Linked DNA regions of Mus musculus: region 2 is linked to region 1. The links are chromatin loops, found by intact Hi-C in ENCODE. Cell type or tissue: left cerebral cortex. All regions are shown on one strand. Each heading gives the region's core, and the rest is flanking DNA. Links, peaks and the distances in the headings are about the cores only. Region 1 overlaps Me3 (malic enzyme 3, NADP(+)-dependent, mitochondrial). Region 2 overlaps Me3 (malic enzyme 3, NADP(+)-dependent, mitochondrial).

What was found. Hi-C counts contacts between places; a loop is a spot of excess contacts. Peaks named below come from ENCODE experiments on the same cell type or tissue, not always from the same donor. Only the 100,000 strongest peaks of a DNase experiment are listed, where the experiment ranks them.
Region 2: a loop joins it to region 1, with 2.2 times the contacts of the local background. A loop is called at or near these places in 2 of 42 quality-filtered maps.

The regions. Positions count from the first base shown.
Region 1 is chr7:89,826,994-89,832,373 of GRCm38, reverse strand. All of the region lies in intron 6 of Me3 (malic enzyme 3, NADP(+)-dependent, mitochondrial), which reads right to left. Among named protein-coding and RNA genes, the nearest start is that of Ccdc81, 74 kb to the left of the region's middle. In left cerebral cortex, for the core only: a CTCF peak has its summit at 2,962 (motif pointing right); a DNase peak (open chromatin) is centred at 2,966.
Region 2 is chr7:89,668,665-89,674,044 of GRCm38, reverse strand. The region is part of intron 1 of Me3 (malic enzyme 3, NADP(+)-dependent, mitochondrial); the gene reads right to left. Among named protein-coding and RNA genes, the nearest start is that of Me3, 39 kb to the right of the region's middle. In left cerebral cortex, for the core only: no CTCF peak of the experiment used is centred there; DNase peaks (open chromatin) are centred at 2,412 and 3,366; H3K27ac peaks cover 400 bases.

The DNA.
Region 1 (5,380 bases), core at 252-5,251:
TTGACCGCAAACATGAGGCCTACTTGGGACAAGCTGTGGAGAGATTTATTCCTTTCTTTCTAGAAGGGGCGTGTGGGACCTATTTGATGGTGATGTTCTGATGAGGTCACTGGCTATGAGGGAGTGAAAAGCTCTGACATGACCCAGAAAACACTGCTTTGACCTCCTTTTTTGATCATGGCTTCTTCTTCTGTTGGATATAAATGCCAGCGGCTGGGTAAGCTTGCGTACCTGCCTCATATTTTCTGGAGTCTTAGTCAGAGCTGATGGTGGGAGCACTAGACGGCTTCAGGACAGGAAGAGGGAGCAGAGTAACAGGATGGAGGAGAAGTTTTAAATCACAGATCTAGCTCCAGAGGACTCCAGAAAGGGGGAGAAGAGTGAGGTGTAAGGAACTGGGTTGGATGCTGAGAAGCACATAGCACTGGCCTTGGGCTTCACTGTGACCCTCAGGCGACTTAATGATTTCTCCATGTGTAGCTCAATGGGATGGCAGTAGGGAGGGCTATGACATGTTTCTCTTTGGGTTCCCTTGTACCATTAGTATGATTATCAACATTCCATATTGCTATCTCTGTGTATAATTAAATACAGATTGCCATATTTTTCTAGTTTTTAGAAAGCAGTTCCATAATTTCTTTTAATAATGTAGTCCATGTGCAGTGGTTTGAATAAAAATGGCTCCCACAGGTCCATAGGGAGCAACACTATGAGGAGGTGTGGCCTTATAGGAGTAGGTGTGGCCTTTTTGGAGGAAGTGTGTCATCATCAAGGTGGTGGGCTTTAAGGTCTTATATGCTCATGCACTGTTCAGTGTGGAAGCACTCTCTTTCTGCTGCCTGCGGATCAAGATGTAAACTCTCAGCCCATCTCCAGCACCATGTTTGTTTGTATGCTGCTGTTTCCTGCTATGATAATGGTCTAAACCTCTGAAATTATAAGCCAGCCCCAATTAAATAGTTTCCCTTATATTGTTATGGTCGTGGCGTCTCTTCACAGCAATAGAAACCTTAACTAAGACGCCATGGTATACTATTCTGTTGACAAGCAGTACTATGCACCATGCAACACTCTGTAAGAATATGTTAGTCCTTCATATCTGTAGATTCTGCATTCATGGGTTCAGCAATCCTACACTGGAAATGTTAAAAAACGATTCTTGTCATTAGTTATTAAACAGTGTAAAGTAACAGTTACTGGTGTAGTATTTACAATGTATAAGGTATCATTAGTAATATACACATGATGATTATATAGAACAGTGTATATGTAGATTATATTACATAGGGGATTTGACCATGCACAGTTTTGACATCTATAGGAGTTTCAGAACAAATCTCCCATGGATACAGAAAAACAATTACAGTATGAATAGAAATAATAAATAAAACCACCCACTCATAAACATAATGACACGCCTGTCAAGCCAAAATGTACTGTGAATTTTTTTTTGTTCAGGTCATGAATTGCAAGTATTTGGACTGGGAGTAGGGAACAGAATGTCTTGACATTTTACTATACATAAGACTTTCACTGTTGTTTCACAACTAGCCTGGGGCTAAAAAAATCTGAAGACTTTAGACAACACAACCAGTTATGTGTGTGGATCTTTCCACCACATACTAACATGTACTCATGCACACCCCGTCCTTGAAGCAGTGCTGCCCATTTGGTAAGGTAAAAAGAAGGCAAAAATTATAACTATCTCTATTCAGTGTATTACTGTTCCACATTTCATTACGTTTCATTTAATTGTACATAAGAAGTCTCCCTTGGTTTCACAGAATATAGAACAGAACTCCAACAGTTCAGGCCAATTTAATTCTGACTCAGAATTGAAAAAACAAACAAACAAAATTGAGCCACATGAACCCAAGAGTCTCACAGTGCCAAGCATGTCAGAACCTTCACAAGCCTGATCTTCGTGGGGTGTGTATCCCCAAGGATGCTCCCTGGTCCAGGAATAGCCCCTGTTATGGGGTTTATACACTGACCCCTTCCAGTCTTTGACTAAAGCTCACTTCCACTCCTGTTCTCCCTCTCTTCTACTCTTGTTTGTATCTGCCATTTCTCTTCACTGTGACCTGGGAGCCTGGAGCTGTGTTATCCTATCCCTCTCCCCACCAGCCTCTTCTCTATGGCTTCTGTGATGAGCCAATACTCTCATTCAGTAATTTTTAGAAGAGTAGATACTTGAAACAATTGTTGTGAATTTACCTCCTAACTTGTTAAACAAGTCACAACTTGATTAAGAACAAAGCCAAAAATTCAAAATGAAAATCTAAACGGGTCAAGTGAAAACACACAGCTCTCAATTCAACCATGTATGGTGAAAAACAGGCTTTTATGGAAACATGTTTTATAGAAACAAATGTTAACTATCTATTAAATGCTTATAACATACCAAGAACAAGGGAGAAAAATAGTTGGCCTTTGTGAGTTACCGGCAGCCCGGCAGCACACCAAGCTTTGAATCACACCCTCTGTCTTCATACTACTTTACCATGCACACACTGCTTCCAGAGAGGGAATCCTGAGTGGTTCTAACCTGGCAGGCCTTCGGTTTTATGTTAAAAGTAACCTAGATATAGAGAAGAAGAAACACAGTAGGTAGTGGGGCTTGACCTCTTTCTCAGCTGGGATGATCCACGGATGCAGAAAACACAAAACAGGGAGCCAGAAAAGCTGTTCTCTTCCATTGTCTCTGAAAACCCCGGAGTCTTGCCTGAGTTTCCTTTCTGTTTCTCTGGCTCCATAGTTCCCTATCTGAGACCATCAGAAGGGTTACTTAATGCTCGAGGTTGGACTTGACAAATGTACATCCCTCAGAGATTCTGTTAAGACTAAGATGTTGTGGGGGAGGCAGGAAAGGGCGCCCTTCCTAGGTCCTTGTAAGAGTTGCGCATGCCAAGGCAATCTGGAGCATCAGCCCTTGGGTCCTTTCTGTACGTACACAGGCAGACCAGCAGGTGGCTATATATAATTCAGGAGCAGTCCAAGGATGCCCCACTCTCCTCCCCTCTGGGCTCTTACATTTAAGTCAGTCTTAGCTCAGCCTGTGTCTTTAGTCTTGCCTTGCCGGAAAACACCCTGAACCCGAGAGGTTCCTGCTTACCTGCCCCCATCTGCACCTTTGACCCTTTACCCTGTAGCCCTGGCAACAGCAGAGGACGATCGGATGCTCCTCTCACGCAGAAGTCCTGCCACGGAGAAAGAGGCTCTCCCAAGCCTCCTGTACTTCTCTACTTTTTCTACTTGGCGGTGCAGCTGGGAAGCAGCCTTGAACCGTCATGGAAGCCTCTCCATTTCCAAGGCTAGGGCTCACTTATAGGCACAAGATGATGTGTGGATGTCTGATTTTTCTAACAGGCTGTAAAATGGTGACTTGTGTGACAGGTTAAGGAGACTCAGGCCAAGGACAACAGAGCTGGGCACCTACCACTTGGGGCCAAGCCTCTTTGGGATGAGGGGATCTGAGGGGTTTTCCTGCACAGAGGTGCAGAGAGGAGTGCTGGTGAGAGCAGAGCATTCCAGAGGCCACAGTCGATTTTTGCTCCAGAGACCAGGGCCTGCCGTTTTCTCAACATCTGGTCTGACCCTTTCAGGCCTGAAGACATATGACGGAGCTGGAAGGAACAGGTGAGCCTGCTAGGCCTGCATGTGAATCCAGTGACTGAATTCAAGACAGGATCCTATTCTCAAGTGAGCCTGCTCCGTTTTCCCTGTGAAAACCACATGCAGATCTCTCTTGGCCTAGTGCCCACTGAAATTACCAGTCATCACCCCATGGAAAATTATTTCTTTTTTTTTTTCACCCAGAAACTAGAACTGGCAGAATCATGAAACTCCAGGTCTTTAAAAATTTATTTTACACATTCCATTAAACTCTATGCCCTTGAAATGCTCTCAGATAAATTTCCTTAGTAAAATAAGTTTGGATAACTCTTTATATTACACATACCAGACGTAGTGTGTATTAAAGGCTTTGAAAAGCTATGCTTCAAGAAAAAGGTTTAACCCAGCAGTCTCTAAATGTATTGACCAGAGACTTCACCTTGATGCACCCCCCCCCCCTTAGCTGGAGCAGAGTGCTCTTTGAGAGACTTTGAGATTCCTGCACAAAGGAGTTTGTGCAGTTGGGGCTGGGATTCAGGGCAAAGCCCTCTCTCTGTGGAACTACTGCATTCCGTTGCTGGCCAGGATCATACAATGACTGTTCTCACCGTAAGTTGGCTCCCCTCTACCCCAATTCTCCACATCTTTCTGAACACAGCCCCATATAGGGCCCTCAGTTCCAGGTACCAACAATAACTAAAGTACAAGAGTTCATGGATTTTGAGGTATGGAAGGAGCCAGAGGGGGAAGGGAGGAGAGGAAGTGATTTGGGCGTGCTCATCAAGTTCTCAAAAATAAAATAAAAAACATTTCCTCATGCTGGGTAGTGGCGGTTCATGCCTTTAGTCTTAGCACTTAGGAGGCAGGTGGATCTCTGAATTTAAGACAAGACCTGGTCTATAAAGTGAGTTCCAGGATGGCCAGGGCTACACGGAGAAACCCCAACTTGAGAACCAAACCAAACCAAACCAAACCAAACCAAACCAAACCAAACCAAACCAAACCAAACCAAACCAAACGAGGTTTCCCTCTAAAGAGGTTTCCTCTGCCTTTGGGAGCCAGGTTCACGTCACAGGAGTGCTCAGTTGTCCCTAGCCTAAGTGCTCAGAAGCCATCATATCTCTAGACACTGCGCATATGCTGTTGCTTCCAATCCACTGTGGACCTTTATATGTGGCTTTGCTTCAGCTGATGGTTCTCTCTGTATAGGTTTCTTTGTGACTAGGACAACTCCTATTCGAACTGCAGGGCCTGTCTCCAACACCATCTGCATTCAGGAGTCTTTCCTAGCCTATCTTTCAGGATACTGTGAAATCTGTAGGGACCTGTATAGGCTCAAGACAACTCAAGACCAAGTTCTCAGCATAAAGGAGATTTATTTGCCTCAGAGGGACAAAGGGCACAGAATAAGAGACAATGACCCTGATAGAGTATGAGGGAGAAGGGGAAAGAAGCAAGGGAGGGTGCAGTGAGGTATTTATTGGGGTAGGTGACAAAGAACTGTCTCCAAATAGAGAGAGACAGACCTAACCCATAGGCGAATGACAGCTTATAAAGGTAAAGGGGGAAACCTCATGTTAGGATGAAGCATTTCATTTTAATTGGCCATGCTAATTAGATGAGCCAAAAGGGTTTTTGGTCTTTGAAATGGAACACAGGGCCCCTAATGAAGGATCTAGAGAAAGTACCCAAGGAGCTAAAGGTGTCTGCAACCCTATAGGAGGAACAATGATATGAACTAACCAGTACCCCCCCCCCCCCCCCA
Region 2 (5,380 bases), core at 260-5,259, 160 kb after region 1:
GACAGGAGATAGAAATGATATAGGAAGGAACAATCACGTTGTCCTGAGGTGAGGGAGCACCATTTAGCTATGTCCAAATTTGTCAGAAGGAATATTTGCTTTCCTTGAGATTTTAAATAAAATTTTTTAAGTATTATCATTGAAGAATATATAAATGCTTTAGCAGCATATGATGTAAAAATCCCAAGAATCCCCAATCCCAGTTCAAAATCCTCATTAGACACTAGCAGCAGTCAGCATAACTTGTGTAGGAAAGTCTTTTTCAGAGATTGACTCCCTGGTTTTGGAGACAACTGGTATAGTGATTTTTTTTCTTTTTTCTTTTTCTTTTTTTTCCTTTTTTCTTTTTGATGCAGCATGGCTACCTAATGAGAAGTATAGCTGATCACATGCTCCCGATAGCTGTAAGGACAGACAAAACATATCATTTGTTCAACATGCAGGAAACAGCTTATCATCAGGAAGCTCATTGTCACCAGCCGGTCGAGGGTTCTACCTTGCCAGCTCATGACTGGGAAGAACAGGGCCCTTGACCAGATAGAGTGTGAGTCTTTACTCCGATTAATAACTGTTGCCTTAACTTTCCTATGACACAGATTTCTCTTCCATTCATTGAGTCACTCAACAAGCACTTATGAAGAGCTTCCTATTTGGCAGACCTTGTGGCAGGCTGAAGGGGTCATTTGGTTAGCAGAAAAGGCTTGAAGCCAGTCAAACAAGAGATCAAGAGAGACACTGGGCAAGACTCATAAGGGAAACTGAGAGCTGAAGGCACTGTAGTGTCCTCTTAAGAACACAGACCCTGGACTAAGAGTGTCTGTGTTCCATGTCTGTTATGTTCTCTAGCTGAGTGTTTCATTGAGTATCTCCGTGTTAACTTCATCACTTGCAAAGTGAGACCAATGTGTCTTCTTGTCAAGACTGAACATTGAAAATTGGGCCAAGGTGCTCTGGGATGTGGTTCTTACTAGTACTTTACTAAATATAGCTAACAAAGTGGAGAAACAGTGTACAGTCCAATAAAGGTAGGATGGAGCACTGGTGACGTCACGGCAAACCTCCTTATATTAGTGTTTAGATCACACCCCTTTTGACACAAACCTGTTTCTCTACCATCTGGTCAGGTTGCTCAGGACTGGGAACCTGCAAACCAAAGACCTGCTTTGCAAACTGCTTCCCCGTTCAGCTCTGTTGAGATGGAACAACGGAGGGAGACTGGAGGGAGAAGTGACTTGTTTCTTCTACTTCCTGAGTGGTTTCTGGGACAAAACCTGGGCAGGGTTCTTCACCTGCCCAGATACCTGTATCACCAGGTATCCCAGTATCACCAGCAGCAGATACATCCTGTGGAAGCATTTCAGGAGGGTGCACAATTTTCTCACTGCTTATAAATCCAGTTCCATCAGACTCTGCCCCAGAGATGCTTGCACCAGGCAGCTGGGCTCCCTTTTCAGAGGTCCAGGCCCCTTCTCTAGCTTTCTACATTTTAATAATTCTAAGTCTTACTAGAAATGGCAGCTGCTTCCTACACTTGCTACCTCATGAAACTTTAGAGCAGCGGTCATTGAGCTTTTCATCTGAAGGAGCAGAGAATAAATACTTCAGACTCTGTGGGACACATGCTATCATTGTTGCTCGTTTATCTGACAATGTTTATTGAGGTTACAAAAAAACCAAAACAAAACCCATAAAAGCATTCTTAACTCACTGGTCAAACAAAACAGACCATGAACTGGATTTGGTCTGCAGGTTACACTTTGTCAATCTCAGCTTGAAGTTTCCTTTTCTCTTTTATGTTACCGGGTTAAACAGCTTTTAAAATAATGTAAAATTTATCAAATAATTTAATATTGGCAGTGGCTCATGCCTTTAATCCTAGTACTTGTGAGGCAGAGGCAGGCTGATCTCTAAGTTTGAGGCCAGCCTGGTCTACAGAGTGAGTTCTAGGACATCCAAGGTTACACAGAGAAACTCTGTCCCAACAAAACAAAACAAAACAAAACAAAAAAAGTTAAACAATTTAAATAATTAAACACATATTTAATAAGTCATCATATGATTTTCATCACTGCTATTCAAATGGTGATGTGGTGGCTTCTGTCTCTTTCCTAGTCCCTGATAGATGTTATGGAGAATGGAAGGACAATAAGGAACTAAGTGGGCAGAGGGTTGCTTCAGGACTCAAAGGGAGGTGGGAGAAGGATGCTCCAGAGAAGGACAAAGATATATAAACATCACTAGCAAAATGGAGTGAGGGTCACTGTACACCTATCACATCAGAGACGGTAGAACTAGAGAGCCCATGGAAGACCTTGGAGGCCCTGTTGGGGATTGAGCTTCCCACTTTTCAAGACAGATGGAGCGCAGGCTTATGCCTGGGTTTTGAAAATATCTTCATGGGTAAAATTCAGTGTGGCATGGACTGAGTGGGCTGATGTTTATAAAATGGCTTACAAAAACCCAACACATTCTCAGCAAATCTCAGTTCCCCACTTGTATTCCCTCTGAGTAACTGTGGCTCTGAGGACTGTGCAACCAGATCTGCTCAGCTTTGGTGGGGTTCAAGGTTAGAAGGACGCCTTCTTCAAACAGTGAACAATCTCTCTGCCAGTATGCAAATCAATATTAAGCATAATTCTTTTGTTCTTGCGATGCCCAACCACAAATATAATTTTTCAATCAGACTCAGAGTGAAATGACCAAGGTTCTGAGAATTATGTTCATGGCCACTTGGCAAACATGTCCTTGGCAGCTTTTCTGCTGACTCGTGAAGGATTTAGTATCAACCCCAAAATCACAGCCCTTAGGACTCAGCCAATGTCCTAAAGTCTCCTCTGTCAGGCAGATTGAGTGCTTAGCAGAAGCTTGGATACCTGGAACAAAGAAATAGCTCACTAGCTGAACCTGTCCAGAGGGCTACAGACTCAGCAAGCTTTCGTAGTGGCCTCAGTTGCATTGCACCAAAGCATAGTCTTAGTTTTAGAGGGGGAGAATGTAGTTTCTGGAATGACAAAAAAAAAAAAAAAAAAAAAAAAAAAGGAAATACCATTTTCTCAGGAATATTTGTTCCCAGTGACCATTTGCTAAACCCTGTGCTGTGTAGTCTGGGGGATAGTGAAGAAGTCTAATTTATACCCTCTTTCCTGGAGTATACAGTTTAACAGGGAAGATGACAGAAATTTTTGGGTGCAAGAATCTCACTCTGAAAAAGGTTAGAATCTAGTAGGAGAGTTGAGATGTAAGTACACAAAGAATTTCCATGCTAGTATATAAGAATGGCCACCTTTTGGCTCCCACAACCATCACCATGGGCAGTAGGTGTGACCAGCTGCTCTCCAGCCTTACTCCTGTCTACTTCTGTCTACTTACTCCAGCCTACTCCTGTCACCAGCACCCTTCCCATATTGTAGAGAAACCTCTTCTGGGATCTGCTCCTGAGGCAGCAGATGTTTAAGTAGACTCAGGCCCACAAACTAAGATACACTGTCCTAAGCAGTGGTTCTTAATTCTTCAATTCTGGTTATGCATTTGAACTACGTGGCAAGCTTGAGTTCTGAGACCCAGGCCATAGTCAGACCAACAATCAGAATCTCTAGAGTGAGCACTGAAATTAGTATTTAAAAAAAAATCCTGGTGATAATTTTAAAGAGATCATCCGAGCTACGTTTAGGTGGAGAGCCAGTGTTTTAAAGTGAGTCCACCCTGATCTTGCAGAGTATTTGATAAGGCACTATCTCTCCCCATCTTTCAATAAGGAAGAGTATTAAATTTGGCAACCCCCCTATTCTGGTCAGCTGAGCATGAAGACTACACATGTGTGCTATCATTAGAATTACAGGTGCGTGCTACCATCAGGATCACAGGTGTGTGCTGAACACACAACACACACATCAGAACAACAGGTGTTTGGTACCAATAGGATTAAAGCTACCATGCTAGGTTCAGGGCCTGTGTGCAGTCTTTCTTGGAAGCTCTTCATGTTTCTGTGCTCCATCATCTGTCCAGGAACAACATTCTAGTTTAGGAACTGGTTGAAGCAATAAAGTCAGGAAATGGATATGCAGACTTGCTCCGACCCTTCCGATGTATGGGACGTGACTGAATTCTGCAGCCTCTATGCCTTAGTTTCATTCTCCTACTATCAGGGGAGAATAAACTGACACAGAAAGAAGTGTCTAGATCTTGTTTTCTTTTCAGTTGGCAAGCGGGGGATGAGAAGGCCAAAGACGATGGTGTCGATTGTGGTTTCTGTCTGATGATCGAGTGAGCCTCACTAATGATTTGTCTTTGTAGAAAGAAAAGCCAGCCTGGAAACTGGAGCCCTACTCTCTTTCTCACCAGGTCATGAGAATGTCTAGTGTCCCAAGTTCATTGAACTTGTATTCCTTTGCAATTACGCTGTGAGCAGCTGGGTTATTTATTCCCAGAGGCATGGCAGTGTCTGTAGGGCTCCAAAACACATTTCAAGAGAACGAGGCCAGACTTGGACTAATTTGTTTTCTTAAAGAAGCTTTTCAAAAAAAAAAATTAAAAACACTGAAGCAGCCTTTTCAGGTCAAGAAAGGAGGCTGACTAAATATCAAGTTTTAGACCAGACCCTCTCATTTTTTCATATGGGTAGATTCCTATTACTTTGAACTTATCCTGGCTACATCTTTCATCATTTGAGGCATAGGAATGTATAAAGATAACCACTTAAGGCTTTACTCGATGATAGAAAAATACCAGCCATCTTAGTTAGGGTTTTGGTCTTTCCTTTCCCTTTCTTTTCTTTTCTTTTCTTTTCTTTTCTTTTCTTTTCTTTTCTTTTCTTTTCTTTTCTTTTCTTTTCTTTTCTGTGACAGAATGCTGGCCAAAAGCAATTTGGGGAAGAAAGGGTCTATTTAGCTTACATGTTCCAACCATAGCCCTTTATGAAGGGAAGTCAGGGCAGGAGCTGAAGCAGAGGCTATGGAGGAACACCATTTACCAGCTTGCTAAACTTGCTTTCTTATATCACCCAAGACCCCTGCCTAGGGGTCATACTGCTCACAGTGAGCTGAGCCATTTCATGTCAATCACTAATCAAGAAAATGCCCCATTCCTTTATTTATAGGCTGAAACTTTTTTTTCAAGACCTACTTTTAATGATGGTTCTTAAAATGCTTTAACTTCCCTTTTAGTCCACCAACCACCAGAGGTAGTGGAAAAGAATGAATACAGGGGGCAGGAGATGGGGAATAGACATGTTTAGAAAGGTTCTTTGGAGCAAGTCCTGTCTGTATTATCTGGAAATCTGCAGTTTAGTTCACAGCAGCAGCAGCTTACTCAACCCACTTGCAAATACTTCACACACACACACCAGCAGTCCAGTTTGGTAGAGTCAGGATAGCAGCAGTGG